Linked DNA regions of Mus musculus: region 2 is linked to region 1. Evidence: chromatin loops called from intact Hi-C (ENCODE). Cell type or tissue: heart. All regions are shown on one strand.

What was found. A loop is a pair of places that touch in the nucleus more often than their neighbours do. Peaks named below come from ENCODE experiments on the same cell type or tissue, not always from the same donor. Only the 100,000 strongest peaks of a DNase experiment are listed, where the experiment ranks them.
Region 2: a loop joins it to region 1, with 2.1 times the contacts of the local background. A loop is called at or near these places in 4 of 42 quality-filtered maps.

What each region holds. Positions count from the first base shown.
Region 1 is chr4:117,015,088-117,023,087 of GRCm38, reverse strand. It overlaps Eif2b3 (eukaryotic translation initiation factor 2B, subunit 3), which reads right to left and starts at 3,686. Exons shown (of 12, transcript NM_001111277.2): 1 at 3,612-3,686; 2 at 776-933. The coding sequence starts at 923. It also overlaps the pseudogene Gm12997. In heart, CTCF peaks have their summits at 3,666 and 5,144; a DNase peak (open chromatin) is centred at 3,687; H3K4me3 peaks cover 1,773 bases; H3K27ac peaks cover 1,118 bases.
Region 2 is chr4:117,091,323-117,099,322 of GRCm38, reverse strand. It overlaps Ptch2 (patched 2), which reads right to left and starts at 3,267. Exons shown (of 22, transcript NM_008958.3): 1 at 2,896-3,267; 2 at 2,284-2,476. The coding sequence starts at 2,967. RefSeq lists enhancers at 557-1,148, 3,112-3,611, 3,174-3,632, 2,473-4,171. In heart, a CTCF peak has its summit at 3,023; DNase peaks (open chromatin) are centred at 2,412 and 3,432; H3K4me3 peaks cover 2,441 bases; H3K27ac peaks cover 2,722 bases.

The DNA of each region.
Region 1 (8,000 bases):
AAAGTGAGTTCCAGGACAGCCAGGGCTACACAGAGAAACCCTGTCTCGAAAAAGAAAAAAAAAGAAACTTGTCACACAGGCCCAAAACAGTGCTCTCCATGCTAATGAGGTACCTAGAGGCCCAGAGGGCTTAGCCAATGAGCTTCCCTTCCCAGACATTCCTCCTACAAAAGGTATTTAATCTCAGGTCCACCCTGAGACGTGGGTACAGTACACCATTTTCCACCACAACCAATAAACTGTTTAGAATCATGGACTGTCTCTTTCATCAAGGCCCGCTGTGGGGAGCCATGGAGAAGGCATTCGACTACAGAGCCACAGCTTACTTCTCCTGTAGAAGGGTTCTCTGTGCTCCCAGCCACAACGCCACAAAGCCTGCTTCTGAGAAGCTAAGGACAAGCCAGAGCTCCCCTTATGCCTGACCCTGGGCTAGACACTATCCCCAGCCCACAGACCCCTGACTCCCAGTGGCACTTGGATGTCCAAGAGTCAGAGAACCCAGTGACCCCGGAACCAGCTCCACCTTCCCACTCACCCCCAGAGTGGTCTTGGCACTCCCCTACAGCCCGGCACCTGCCTGGGCTGCAGCATGGGATAAAAGTTCCTCTGGGGGAGGCTGTGCTCTCAGGTGGGTGGCCATGGACCAACATCTAGTCTCTAGCAAGCTTTAAGCCCTAGCCTGCTATGTCCACCCTCTCTCTCATAATGCTGACAAATTATTGGGATCAAACACACTAAAGGTTTATGAATGCATCCTATCACAGCTACAGCTCACCTTCAAATCCAACACGCTCAAGCAGGTTCAGCGGGTACCAAATTAAAGGTTTGTTTCCAACTGGAAGCAGAGGCTTGGGAATGCTGGAAGTCAAGTCTGTCATCCGAGATCCCCCACCAACGGCCATAACCACCGCTTGAAACTCCATTTTTATAAAGCTGCAAGCACAGGAAGAGAAAGAGTGGCTTAAGTCAAATGATACACAGTACTATTTGTCTCTATTTACATGAGTACTTCCCACCTACACCAGACGTGCCACTTCTGATTTAGTTACCAGAGTAAGAAACACTCCCTCACGGTAGCAAAGATTGTTCTCGCCTTCTCTGGCCAACAGTTTTAGCTCTGATCTCAGTAAAAGCAGATAATATAAATTTAAAACTTCTGGTCCTCGCCCTTGAGTTGTTTATAGTTAAGAACAGACAAATTCAAGTGCCAGTGGTGGTGGCATATTTAATCCCAGCACTTGGGAGGCCGAGGCAGGCGCATCTCCATGAGTTCAAGGCCAGTCTGCTCAACAGAGTTAATTCCAGCACAGCCAAAACTACACGTGAGACCCTGTCTCAAAAACACAAGCTTCTTTAGGGTCTGGCTGGAGAATTGTAGTTCTCACCCTTCATAAAGGAAATGGTCCTTTGCAAAAGATTTAGATCATCACAGAAGACCACAACTGATCAAAACAAAGAGCTGTGGAGCCTGGTCCCAACTAATACCTGTAAGAAAGTCCCGCAGCCAAGGCTCCGTGATCATTAAAAAGACAGAGGGACAGGAGGTTTGCTAGATATGGTCTGTGTCTCCTAGATATGCCAGAGACTATACAGCCATAAAGTGTCACCAACATGGCTTCCTAAACGAGACCTGAACAAGGATAACACCAACTGACATGTTAATGTCTGGGAGGGAAAGCTTACAAGGCCTCAACCCTAAGCAAAAAAAAAAACTACAGGCAACTAAGAAATTCTGAGAGCAAGTGAAATAGTGAACATCAATTGATTATCCAATACCAAATGACCAGTCCTGGGGAAATACACATAATCAACATGATTATGAGAGAGCAGCTGTAGTTATGTATTTAGGAATATACACATCCACACATTCATGAAGCTGTTGGGATTAAATGAGGGCTCACTTGTCTGGTATTTATGAGGCCTTAGGCTGGATCCCCTACACAAGAATAAAAAAGTATTTCTCTATAAGACATGCAAAGTAACGTTCATCCTATCACACGCACTATATACATGTTTCATATTATTGGACAGATGCTGGATCACGGAAAACACACTATACCAACTAAAATATACTGTGCTATAACTCTGGGTTTTCTTTTGTAACAAATACTTATTTTTTTTTTAATTTTATGTGTGTGTTGAGTGCACATATGGAGTCAGATCCCCTGTAAGTGGAGTTATAGATGGTTCTGAGCTATCATGTAGGTGCCGAGAACTGAACCTAGGTCCTTTGGAAGAATATACGCTGCTTTTAATCACTGAGGCACCTCTCCAGCCCCCTATAGGTCCTTTTTAAGTGGACAGGTATTATTACGCTGTCATAGCTAGTGTGATGGCCTTTCCTAGATGTGACCCTCACTACAGATCAGTACATGCAACCTGGTGGTTCCAGACTCTAGAACCACTTCTAGAGGTCATCATATTGATGCTTGTGAATCTAGTGCCAATACCTGGTTATAAAGTGTGAATTAACCTCCTGGGCTCAAGTGATTCCCAGTCTTACCACCTTAGCAGCCAGAACTGCAGGTCTACGGCTACTCCTGCTTTAGGCTGGTTTTCTCCTGGGACAAGTAACCAAGTAGCAAAACTCTTTAAAAAGACTCTGCTCAGAAATCATCTTGCATAGCATGAAGCTACAACTAACTTTTTGCACACCAATGATGGGACTTCTTTCACCTGCTGCTTCTACTATACTCTGTACGGACTGTGTCAACCTTTATAGGCTTCACTGCAGGCATTCATTTAAATGCCTATTAAGAGTGAGTTCCTTGAAGTTGGGGACTATGTGTTGTCAGGATACACCCAGTCAGATGCCAGATACTATATGTGGAATGAGCATCTGTGAACCTCACAGCAACCCCACATTAGTGTTAAGCTCAAATGTGTACAAGAACACATTTGGAACCCAGGTGGCTAGAACCTAAAGTTCCTGTTCTCAATCTCTGGGTTAAGGAGGAAAAAAAAAAAAAAAGACGCAACCTAAGAAACAAGAATACTTATGAACCTAACCAATCATAAGGCTAGACTTAAAAGTTTCAACTTTACCGTCGTGACTCCCAATACCAAGTCGATGAGTCTCACCAGCCTCCAAGTTTTACAGGAGGCGTTTACAGAGTCCCAGTCATGCCTTCCTCACAGTTGCCGTCTTCTGTCCTAAATTGTAAGATCGGCTACTGCATTGTAATTGGTTTGCCAAACCTTTGCGCGCTGCCTAAAAGGGCCTTACTGTATCCCATTTAGTCCCTGCCTTGAGCCCAAATAAATGTGGGACGAATAAATAATGTGGAAACCATGTCAGCAAGGCACCAAGGGAGTCTAGTGCTCACTCGGTGTGACTTCGGGCAGAACTGTCCCTCCCTGAAACTCAGTTTTTCCATCTGTTGCACAAGGCTTGGACTCTCCAGTCCCCCAGTCGGGACGCATGGCTCTACGGCCAGGGCCGGCAGTGTCTCGCCCGGCGATTTCGGGAGCGCAGTCCCTGTCTGCCTACTCGGGTCCTGCTCGGCTAGCTGGCCTCCCTCACAGGAACCCGGCTTTCCAGCATCCGCGCGCCGCTCTCCCTGCTCAGCCAGCTCGTGCCCCGCCTGGCACCGCACTAGCCCCGGCTTTACCTCAGCTATCCGCACGCCGCAGCCTCTCCCAGCGCTCCCCACGCCGCCTCTGGCTGACAAGCCAAGAGCGCAGGCGCGCGGTGGCCGAGCGGTTCGATACGACGCGCCGACTCAGGAAGGAGGAACGAGTGCCGAGTAATAGATGGCAGAAGGCAAGGATGCTCTTGCGGAGCGTGCCGGAGACCAAGCGACCGACGAGCCGTGGCGTGGAGTTTCTGTATTGCTGCCTAGTGCTTGTTAAATGTCCCCTTCAATCTCTAACGTTTCGGAGTTGCCATTCTAAATCCCAGCCTCACGGCACTGTAAATTTGGCTTGTCAATACTTTTTGTTTTGTTTTGTGATTTTTTTTTTTCAAGACAGGGTTTCTCTGTGTAGCCCTGGCTGTCCTGGAACTCACTCTGTAAACCAGGCTAGCCTCGAACTCACAGAGAACCGCCAGCTGCAATCTCCCCTGCCTCTGCCCCCGGTAGACTGGGATTAAAGACCTGCACCAACACTCATAGAAGATTCAAGAATTTAAAAAAACAAAGCAAAACAAAACACCTACTAAATTCCCTTGCAAGCCAGCGGTTGGTTAGGCTTCTAGTGTGCAAGATGCCTGATTTGGCCTTTGTGTCAGCAAACTTTAGCCATTCAAACAATAAATTCATTTCTGATAGTGTGAGAACCGGACTTAGAGCGTTTCTCCCTGGGAGGTAAAGCCCCTAAAACATTCCCCCAAGCTTGTTTTCCCTGTTCTCTAAAAATACAGCTAGAAAGAAGCTCTTTGTTCTCTATAGCCAGCAAAAAGCCTTTTTGTTTCTATACCTTACAACCAGAGATGCGATAATTGTAATTTTACCAAGGATACCCGGCAGAGAAGAGCTGTTGAGTTATTGGGGTGCGGGCCAGCTCATCCCGGGACTTGAGCTGAGGCCCAGCTTTGGGGGTCTTACAATAGCACTTAATGGTTTGAAGAGAGTAAGTCGGGTTGAGCCTTGGGAAAGAGCCTTGCAAGCTGACTAGACAGCAAGTGCAAAGATCCTGCCCGTGGTGGTGAATGCCTATAATCCCAACACTTGGGAGGCAGAGGCAGGCCTATGTCTGTCAGTTCGAGGCCAGCCTGGTCTACAGAGTGATTTCCAGGACAGCAGGGCTACACAGAGAAACCCTGTCTCAAAAAACAAAAAAACAAAAAAACAGCAACAAACAAACAAATCCCAAAAGAAACCCCGGAGTTCAATAAAGAGTAGGAAGGGCACTGCAGCAGAAATAAAGTGAGAGGGGAAGTGGGTGAGTAAAGGCTACCAGAGGGAGCCAGATGGAGGAGACCAGAGAATTCAGACCCCACCGGCTTGTAGGCTATAGCAAGGAACATAAGTTTTTTCTGTGGAATGTATAATGAACATAACGTAAGAAAACAGAGACAGAAGCACTCTTTTTTAATAGCTTCTTAACTCAGATAGCACAGGAGGAAACAAGCCCCATGGTGTCTGCAGCCCAGGGCCTACAGTCCTGTCTTCATATTGGCATATAAAAGCTTTTAGTGTGGTTGTGCATGGTATTGCATGTCTGTGATCTCAAAGGCTGAGGGAGAAGGACTGTAAATCCTGAGCTAAATAAGGAGACCTGTCTCAAAAGTAGGAGTGGGGAGTGGGGACACCACAACGGTGACAACTTAAAGGGAGCATGAGTCTAAACTGGAATTTCACAGTCTGAGCCTAGGCCTGGGCCTGGACCTTTGATTGAGCCTTGGCCTTGACTCAAGCTATTTTGAATGATTGCTTATTTGATCAGAAATTATTGAGCAGATGAACATTATATGACAAGTTTTGTCTGTTGTTGTTGTTGTTGTTATTTATTACTATTACTATCATCCCTTTGAGATAGAGTCTCACAAGGCCCAGGCTGTCCTCAAACTTTATACCTGAGGCTGGCCTTGAGCCCCTGGTCCTCCTTTATCCACCTCTTGACTGGTGGGATTACAGGTGTATACTACCATAGCTGGCTTATGTAGCACTGGGTATCACACCCAGCGCCTGGAGCACACTAGACAAGTACTCTATCAACTTTACTATGTCTATAGCCAACAAGGTTTTGAAAGATCATGGAAGTTTCTAAGTCAAGAAGTCTCTGGAAACAAGGAAGGAGACCACATAAAAAGCAGTGATTGCCTGAAATACCCCAAATATCCAAGCTACCCTAAAATCCTGAATTTAGACAAATCTTAAAATTGTGAGAGAAAAAAATAAAAGTTGCTGTTCTTTTTTTTTTAAGAATTATTGATTTATTTTATGTATGTGAATACACTGTAGCTGTCTTCAGACACACCAGAAGAGGGCATCAGATCTCCACTATGGATGGTTGTGAACCACCATGTGGTTGCTGGGATTTGAACTCAGGACCTCTGGAAGAACAGTCAGTGCTCTTAACCACTGAGCCATCTCTCCAGCCCCCAACAGTTGCTGTTCTAAGCACTAAATTTTGGGGTAGTTAGTTAAACTGCAGTAAATAGCCCAGACATTCTCTCCTCTGACTGTTCTGGAACTCACTCTGTAGACAAGGCTGGCCTTGAACTCAGAGATTTGCCTGCCTGTAGCTCCAAGTGCTGAGTTTAAAGGCATGCAACACTCCCACCCAACTAATTTCTTAATCTTTTGAAAGCTCTCCCGGTTCCTTTTTTTCTCCAGTTTTCTTCCTTCCTTCTTTCCTTTCCTTTTAACTTTTAGCTTTTTCCTCTCTGCATGTGTATCTGTGTGAGAATGTCTGATCTCTTGGAGCTGGCGTTACAGAGGAGGAGGAGGAGAATTATCTCAGGTCTAAGGTAAACCCTATGTGAGCTACAATGTGGGTGCTGAGAATTGACCCTGGGTCCTCTGGAAGAGGAGCCAGTGCTCTAACCACTGAGCAATCTCTCCAGCCCCTTTTCCAGTTCTCTTAATCTTGAGTTGCTTTAGTATTTACCAGTTAGAAGACAGTCTGGTTTCTGTATTGAGAATAAAGGCATATGTTCATGAATGCCTTTAATCCTAGCACTTGGTAGACAGAAACAGGCAGAACTCTGTGGTGCCAGCTTGGTCTATATAGAAAGTTCCAGGCCAGCCAGTGAGACCTTGTCCCAAATTAATAATTTGTGTGGTGGCTCAAACCCTTAATCCCAGCCTGGTCTACGGAGTGAGTTCTAGGACAGCCAAGACTACTTAGAGAAGCTCTGTCTCCAATCGCAACAACAACAAACAAAGACTAATTGAAATATAAATAAATTAAGGAATTTGACTTTGACATTTGTCAGAACACCTAATATATGTCAAGCAATGCCTTAGATGCTGGGAGTAAGAGCACTCGGTGAGAAAGCAAGGGCTTGGAGTTCCCCCCAGACTTTAGCCAGAAGAAAAGGAACTAGGGGGCTGGAGAGATGGCTCAGTGGTTAAGAGCGCTGACTGCTCTTCCAGAGATCCTGAGTTCAATTCCCAGCAACCACATAGTGGCTCACAACCATCTGTAATGGGGTCTGATGCTCTCTTCTGGTGTGTCTGAAGACAGCAATGGTGAGTACATAAAATAAATAAATAAATTTTGGGGGAAAAAAGGAATTAGAAAAAAGGAAAGAAAAGAAAAGGACCCAGGGTCAATTAGGCCTGGGGCAGGGTATCTCTAACCCATGGTGCCCTACACAGAGCTAGGCTTGGTCCCTGCTCCTGCTCCAGTTCCTTGGTCAGTGACTGTTCATATTAAACAGTCTCCAGTACTTCCAGGAACCTGAGGTTCACTGCTGTGGGAAATGCCTCCTGTTTGGTTTCAACATTATATTCTGGGTCCTGGGGGCCCTGTTCCTGGCCATCGGCCTCTGGCTCTGGGGCTAGAAGGACATCTCTCCAACATTTTTGTGGTGGTTGGGGGAGTCATGTTAGGCTGGGGTTTGCTGGCTGCATTGATTGAGGCCCTCTGGGAGAATACCTTCTTTGTGGAGATTTTGGTGACAGTTATGCTGGCCTCCATTTCCAGGGACTGGACTCGAGACTGGCTCGTTATCATCATCAACAGTGTGAAAGCCTGCCAGGGCAATAGTGGCCTCCAGAACCCTAATCACTTAGAATAATGGTCTTGCTGCCGAGTCTGAGGGCCCAATGACTAGAACCCCAATATCTACTTTATTTACACGGATGTGAACCTGAACTGGGAACACTGGAGTGTCCCTCACCCTGTGCCAGGGCCTCTGTGGGAGATCCCCTCCATTCCCAGTGTGATAACATGACATCTGGCTCAGACGACAGCTAGAGTAGCAAGCTGGTCACAGTGGCTGGGATCTTCATAGGATCACTCTCCTCCACACTTTTGGCATCTTCCTGGTAAGGAAGGCCAGCTGGTGAGACTGCTGAGAAGCCATGGCCATACGCCTGTCCTGATGG
Region 2 (8,000 bases), 76 kb before region 1:
GGATTAAAGGCGTGCGCCACCACCAGCTGAAACTCTTAAGACCAAGCTGGCCTCAAGCTCAGAGATCCTCTGGCCTCTGCCTCCTAGGTGCACTCCACCACTGCCCAGCAAGTTTCTTAGTTTTAAGTTGATCAGGGTATTGGTGTTTGGTCCCTAACCTACAACAACAACAACAACAACAACAGAAAACAAAAAACAAAAACAAAAAAGGAAAGGAAAACACACCACATTTACAGCCAAGGAGAGTCTTGACCTCTATTTGAAACTCTGCTAACTGAGGGTCTTGCTTCTTCCACTTCCAGTCCTAGCAAAACAGGAAGCAAAAATGTCTCTTCAGCTCTCAACTCCATCAACTAACTCCTCAGCTATAGAGAAAAGACCAGTGAGACTGTGGTCTTACTAATCTCAACACAAAGGGGTCCACTGCAGGAGGACCCAAGGTCAAGGTCGCTGAGGTGACACAGGGAATTCCTATCTCAAAGAGACCAACTGCTACCCTCTTATAATACATTTCTCATAACTGCAGGGACTAGCCAGGGGGGCCGGAGAGGGATGAGCAAATGTAGACATCCAAGCAGTGTTTAATTGGGGAAGATCCGGGGAATGCAGAGAGAGGAAAGGCAGGGCCTGGGAGGGAGACTCACTCTATTGTGGCAGGATATTCAGAAGTTATTTGGGACCACCCAAGCAGCAGTGGTTTGTGTGGGGGCATGCATATATGCGTGTGCGCACATGTGTGTCCTGATGCTGGGGGCAGACTGGCAGGCAGGGAGAAACATCTGCTCTGGACCCTAGGGCTGTCTTAAGAGTGTGAACGCTAAGAGTCTGCAGAGGGCTGGGGGTAGGGTGGAGATGGGGTGTGGGAGCCTATGATGTAGGAAGGCTCCAAGAAACATCTGCTCTGTATCCTAGGACTTGCCAGCATTTGAAATAACTCCAGGGTGTGAGGCTGCGACCTGGGGCCTGCCTTGGGTCTGGGCCAGGGCTAGGGAGGTCTGGGGAGCCCACAAATGCAGATTTCCCAGGGAAGAACACAGTTGAATTTGCCTTTGTCAAATAGCAGCCACATGAAACCAGGCACCAGGAAAGAAGAGAGGCATGCTGAAATTATGAGTTGTGTAATCCTTCCACTAGGACGTGAGGATTTGGTCTCATTTGACCCTGACTTTTGCCTCAAAGTCTATGCTCATTCTTCATTAAATGGCTGCAGGTCCCTGGGTGTCTACTCAGAAGCCTGGTCAGATGGCTCGTTCAAGGTTTTCTTTTCTTTTACACCTAACAATTCTTTTCTTATTATTTCTTGTTTTCCCCTTTCCCCCTTCCTTCCTTCCAATCTTTCTTTTTGGTTTTTCGAGAGAGAGTATTTTCATGCAGCTCTGGCTGTCCTGGAATTCTCTGTAGACCAGGCTGGCCCCACCTGCCTCCAGATCCTGGAATTCTCTGTAGACCAGGCTGGCCCCACCTGCCTCCAGATCCCAAGCACTGAGGTTAAACATTAAAGCTGTGCACCACCACTGCTGCCACCAAGCACTAACTTTTCTTTTTCTTCTTGCTCCTCCTCCATCTCTCTCCCCCACCACAGCATGCTCGACAGGCAGTCTGCCATGCCACCCAGCTACATCCCACTGATCTTCCTTCCTTCCTTCCTTCCTTCCTTCCTTCCTTCCTTCCTTCCTTCCTCCCTCCCTCCCTCCCTCTCTTCCATCTGTCCGTCTGTCCCTCTCTCTCTCTCTCTCTCTGACACAGGCTATTGTTAAATTCTTAGACTGAAAGTATTTCTCTTGCCTCAGCCCCTTGAGTAGTTAGAATCACAGTGCTAATCTGAGTTTGCAGGTCAGAGCCGTCTCTCCCTGCCTTCTCTTATACAACACAATACCACTTGGCTTTGTTTTGTTTAGAACTTACCCCCACACACATTTTACTTCCTTTGGCTATTGAAAAATACATCTTGTTCCATTTGTAAACTCTGATGTACAGTTAAAAGAAACCTAGCTATAAACGCTAAATAAGCAGACACATAATCAAAGATGAATATTCCACAAGCTTATTCATAAGAGGCTACCATCTAGAGTTGTCCATTTATGGGTGAGAGAGATAGGTGTGAGACAGTTGATGGTAAAGACTTGCCTAGCTTGCACAATGCCCTGGGCTTCATCCACAGCACTGAGGGAGATTGGGAGAGAGGTAGGCTTTCTGCAACACACCCAGATACACAGGCTCTGAACAGGAGATGGCCCTCTCGATCCTTGACCAAAGCAGCTACGGCCAGCTCCAGTAACTCACCTTCTACCCAGAGCTGTTCTAGGTCTGTCTCAATTACAGCCACTCGGAGACCCAGTGCCAGAGCCCCAAAGGCCACCAGTCCCAGGAAGAGCACTTTGCCGCAGTGTTTCTGGATCCTGCACCCCAGGGAGAAGAGTAGACCTTGGAAGTAAGCTCGAAGCCAGAGAGGAGCCTGCAGGCTCCCAGCTAGGATCTGGGATAGAGAGAGGAGGAGGTCAGCCAGCTGTCAGCACAACAATGGAGGAGCTTTCCCTTTTCTCCCGGTCAAGTCCCAGTTTCCTGACTTCTGGATGCAGGGCAGGAAACAGCTACAGATAAAGGTTTCAAATGTGGAAGATTTAACTCTCTTTCCCTGTGCCTTCTCCATAAGCACACCTGAAAATGCCCATTTTTAGAAGGTTATGAGTCGTGAACACACACACTCGTTGTCAGCTAGGCAAAGAGGTGAACCCACAGACATAACTATTTTCACTGACCAGATAATAGGAAATAAACTAACAAATCACTTGCTGGCTCTCGCTTGTCTTCAAACACAGATCCAGTAACACTAGACTTCTAGCCCTACAGATGTTCAAGCGACGTTTAAGTTACAAACCCAGCCCCTCTACTCACATGAGGTGCGGAGGACCGAGCTGGAGGTGTGTAGCTGGGAGGTAGCTCTCCAAGGGACAGTGGCCGAACCATGCTGGTGAGGATGGGGGGCGCGAGCGCCCCCAACCTGCGTTATCTGAGCGCTGCCATAGGCTAGCTTGGCGCCTTGTGCCGCCCGGCTTCACCTGAGGATTCCTAGCTGCCGTGAACGGCCATACGGTCCTGGGTGAGGCGCGCGTAAAGATGCACAGGAGCAGCCCGCAGCGGCGGTGCGGGGTGGTGGCCCCAAGCCCCGCTGGATCTGTGGGCTGTGGTCCAAAGAGGGCTCCGCGTGTGGGTGGACCCGACTGGCTGCGAAGCACCTCACAGCTAAAGGTGGCGACTGTGGATCTCGGGAAGCACCAGGAGGCTCAGAAAAAAAGGAGCGGGCCGGGGTGACGCCCTCCCATTGGCTAAGGGGGCGGCAAATTACCCGCTGCCTTGCAGCCGGATCCGTTGCTAGGTAACGGCGCCGCAGGGGGCGGGGCAGGAGACCACCCAGGCAGGGCCACCCCTTTGCCTCGCCTCCCGGGCTCCCCAGCCCGCCCGCGGGGCCCTAAGGAGAGGAGAAGGGAGGGTGATCCTGGAGGCGCTAGTCGTTGGCCAAGTGTAAGTCAGGATGTTGAGAAAGGGAGTCTGCTGGTCCCCTTTGGGCCACCCTTTCTTCCCGACCCAGCGCAACCCTAAGGACCTCCTTTCCACTCTTTCCAAGCAGGCCAGACTCAGCTCTAAAATGCAAATCCCACGGCTGCACCAAAGCCCAAAGCCCTGCACCATCCAACTAAAGCTTTTTTTTTTCCTCTAAGTGCCTCACACCCACTCAGTTGCCTTCCAGTCCCGAATTGCCCTCAGTAATTTCCTAAGTTCACATGTTCTTGCCTTTGTACATGTTGGGGCCCCTTTGTCTTGGCAGATAACTTTTAAGCCTGAACTTGAATCAGTCAGCCTAAACTTTTGGAAGCCTTGGCAGATAATTGCTTTTTTCTTTGTGGTTCTTATTAACATTCAGTTTGTGTATTGTATTTTTAAATTTTTATTTTAACTTTTTTTTGTGAGACATGGTCTTAAGTAGTTCAGCTTGGCCTTCAACTCCTTATCCTGGTTGTGTCTGTCAAGTTAAGGGACTATAACAGTCCTGTATTGCCCAGCCTGTCTGATAATTGTATTTGTGATGACATAATTTATGTACAACATTGGGAAACATGTTGCTTTTCCAAGTGACTGTGCTATTTCTGTGCTCCTGACTGTTAAACTCTGATCGGTCATCTGAGGGTAAAAGTCTGACTCCTCATACAGAACATTTGGGAAAGGAGCCGGGCAGTGGCAGGCCCATCTCTTGTGAGTTCCAGGTCTCAGCATGGTCTACATAGAGAATTCTGGAACAGCCAGGGCTACCTAGAAAGATTCTGCCTCAGAAACAAAATACGTTTTTTGGGGGAAAAAAAAGACTTCAATAAATCTGTTGTTCTGATACTGCTATCACATCTGGCTAGCCTCTTGCTCAATTCTTCCAGACTTCTTAATCATTATATCATAAATATTTTATATTACTACACAGTCCTCTCATCAATCATTTGCAGAATGTCCTCAGGACAGATTCCCAGAAATGGGGTTGTTTGGGTCAAAAAGCATGAATATGGTTTTGGCCTTGCTACATACTGCCAAACTTGTGCAAATTAACATCATCAGCTCCAGGGCTTAATCCTAAGGGTTCCCCAGTTGGTTTAAGGGGTGGGCAGTTAAGGAGGAATGAATGTGTCTGTCTACAACACTGCTACTCTGTGGCTAAGAGGCACCTGGGCAGGAATGGAAGCCTTGGGCCTGGAGAGATAGCTCAGCAGTTAAGGCCACCTTTTGTTTTTGCAGAGGACCTGGGTTTGGCTTCCAGCATCCACAAAGGAGAGTTCACAGCTACCTGTAACTCCAGCTCCAGGGGATTCAACACCTGGCCTCTGAGAGCAAGTGTATACACACACACACACACACACACACACACACACACACACACACACACACACACACATGCGTCATATACAGACTCTCCGGCATATACATATAAGTAAAGGTAATATGAAAATGAGAAAGAAAGCCTGTGTACACGGTATTCTCCCGTTTGTAATGGGAGGAAGTGCACCCTGTGTACACGGTATTCTCCTGTCTGTAATGGGAGGAAGTGTACTACAGAGAAAAGTGTACCCTTAGCAAGCCTGGAAATGGAAACAGCTCTGAAGTGGGCTCTCTAGACTCCTGTAGCAATCTTGGGGCTATAAAGGCAGGGAATTGCCTAGAATAAGCGCTGCACGGCATTATAACGCCAGGACAAAATTGACATTTCTTTTTTTTTTTTAATTTTTTTTAAGATTTATTTATTATTATATGTAAGTACACTGTAGCTGTCTTCAGACACACCAGAAGAGGGAGTCAGATTTTCTTACGGATGGTTGTGAGCCACCATGTGGTTGCTGGGATTTGAACTCTGGACCTTCGGAAGAGCAGTCGGGTGCTCTTACCCACTGAGCCATCTCACCAGCCCAAAATTGACATTTCTTGAGCTCTTTCTTCTTTCCAGATTCTCATGGAGACACAGGTGTGTCATCATTTCAGCCTGGATTCTGCTTCCATTTCCAGCTCAACTGACTGCTGCCATCAATTACCAATTGTGGCAAAGTCCTAGACTTTTTTTTTTTTTAAAGATTTATTTATTATTATATCTAAGTACACTGTAGCTGTCTTCAGATACACCAGAAGAGTGCATCAGATCTCATTACAATGGTTGTGAGCCACCATGTGGTTGCTGGGATTTGAACTCAGGACCTTTGGAAGAGCAGTCGGTGCTCTTAACCACTGAGCCATCTCTCCAGCCCCTCTAGTCTTTTTTTTTTTTTTTTAAAGATGATTATATGCAGTTGAGTTGTGCCTCAGACTCCCATGTCTTGAGATTATAGGCATGCATCATTACACTTGGCTTGGATTTTTCTTCCTTCTTTCTTTCTCTCTCTCTCTCTCTCTCTCTTTCTTTCTTTCTTTCTTTCTTTCTTTCTTTCTTCCTTCCTTCCTTCCTTTCTTTCTTTCTTTCTTTCTTTCTTCCCTTTCTCTCTCTTTCTCTCTCTCTCTTTCTCTCTCTTTCTTTCTTTCTTCTCTTTCTTTCTTTCTTTCTTTCTTTCTCTCTTTCTCTCTTTCTCTCTTTCTCTCTTTCTCTCTCTTTCTTTCTTTCTTTCTTTCTTTCTTTCTTTCTTTCTTTCTTTCTTTCTTTCTTTCTTTCTTTCAAGAGTAGTTTCTTTGTGTAGTCAGTCCTGGGACTAGCTCTGTAGACCAGGCTGGCTTTGAACTCACAAAGATGTATTTGCCTCTTGAGTGCTGGGATTAAAGACAGGCGCCACCACTATCTACTTGGCTTGGCCTTTGATGTATGGATTCACTATGCAGCTAAGGTTGGCCTAGAGTAGGGGGTTACTGGTGTGAGTAACCACACTGAGGCTTTCTATGGCCTCTTCGGAAAGAGCCTATCTATCCACTGAGAAACCTCTTGCTGATCCTTCCAACCAGAGGAGAAGGAACTGCTCTACCTTTCTAGCCTTCCCAGTCTAAGATTGTTGCCTTCTGGCTACTTGAGTCTCCAAAATGGCCAAAGGTGTGTTTGTGTGTGGGCATGTACACATGAGTGCAGGTGCCTGTGGAGACCAGGGGCGTCATGTTCTGGCATCTGGAGCCTAGAGGACGACGTGTGTGCTACAAAGGGCATGGCTGGAGAAGTAACCCAAGCCCTTGGAGGAGCCCAGAAGATTGTGAGTTGGATCCCAGACATTGGATGGTTAGAGACTGACTTTTGCTTTTGATTGTGACTGTGCTCTGATATTTTCCCTCTTGAAGGAAGAAACTATTTTAGTGGAGCCCACAGTTAAGAGATTTTTAATTGTAAAAAGAAGATATTGGACATTTTAAAGGGATTGACTTTTAATATGTAAAGACTGTGGGACTTTTAAAGTTGTTTAGATCAGGGAGCTGGAGTTACAAGTAAATCCCTGAGGTGGGTGCTGGAAACTGAACTTGGGTTTTCTGCAGGGGTAGTACATGCCCTTGTCTATCTCTCCATGGCTTTTCTTTCCTTCAACAAAGACTTCCTAGTTGAGCCCAGTGGTGCACACCTTTAATTACTGCACGTGGGAGGCAGAGGCAGGCGGATCTCTGTGAATTTAAGACCAGCCTGGTCTACAGAGTGAGTTCAAGAATATATTCTGGCTACACAGTGAGTCTTGAAAACAAACAAACAAAACTTCCCCAGTGCAAAGCTAAAACAGGTAATTACCAGGAATCAGACAAAGCAGCCACTTCCCTTTGAACAGGGTGCTTCTCTGTTGCCTCTACCGGATGTGGGTTCGCATTTGGGCCCAAACCCAGGACATTCCCAAAGAATATGAGGAGAAAACAACCGACTCCAAGGATTAACTCTTAATTACTGATTTGTGGGCTATGCATGCCCACACCTTTGCTGAGCTCTGGGGTTGTAAGCCTTTTTTTCTTTTTGTGTTTTGAAGACAGGGATTCCCAGTGTAGCCCTGGCTGTCATGGAACTTGCTCTGCAGACCAGGCTGGCCTCAGAGATCTGCCTGCCTCTGCCTCCTGAGTGCTGGGACTAAAGCTGTGCACCAACGATGCAGCAGGCCTGCTTCTGTGTGCATCAACAACGATGCAGCAAGCCTGCCTCTGGTTTTGTTTGTTTGTTTGTTTGTTTTAAAGAGCTCTTAGCCTGAGGGGAGCCCAGAGATTACAGAGATAATTACTGATCTGGGACATCCAGGGATACTCAAAGATGGAACAAGATGGGAGGGGTGATCTAAATACAATTCAAGGTCTGCTATCTTGTTTTGTTTTGTTTTGTTTTGTTTTGTTTTGTTTTGTTTTGAGACAGGGTTTGTGTTGTCCTGGATGTCCTGAAACTCATGTAGATCAGTCTGGCTTCGAAGACATAGAGATCTACCTGTCTCTGCTTCTTGAGTGCTGAGATTAAAGACCGTTAGCTTTCTGTCCTTTTAAATCTTTTTTTTTTTAATTGACATTTGATCTTGCTGGCCTACCTCCCAAGTGTT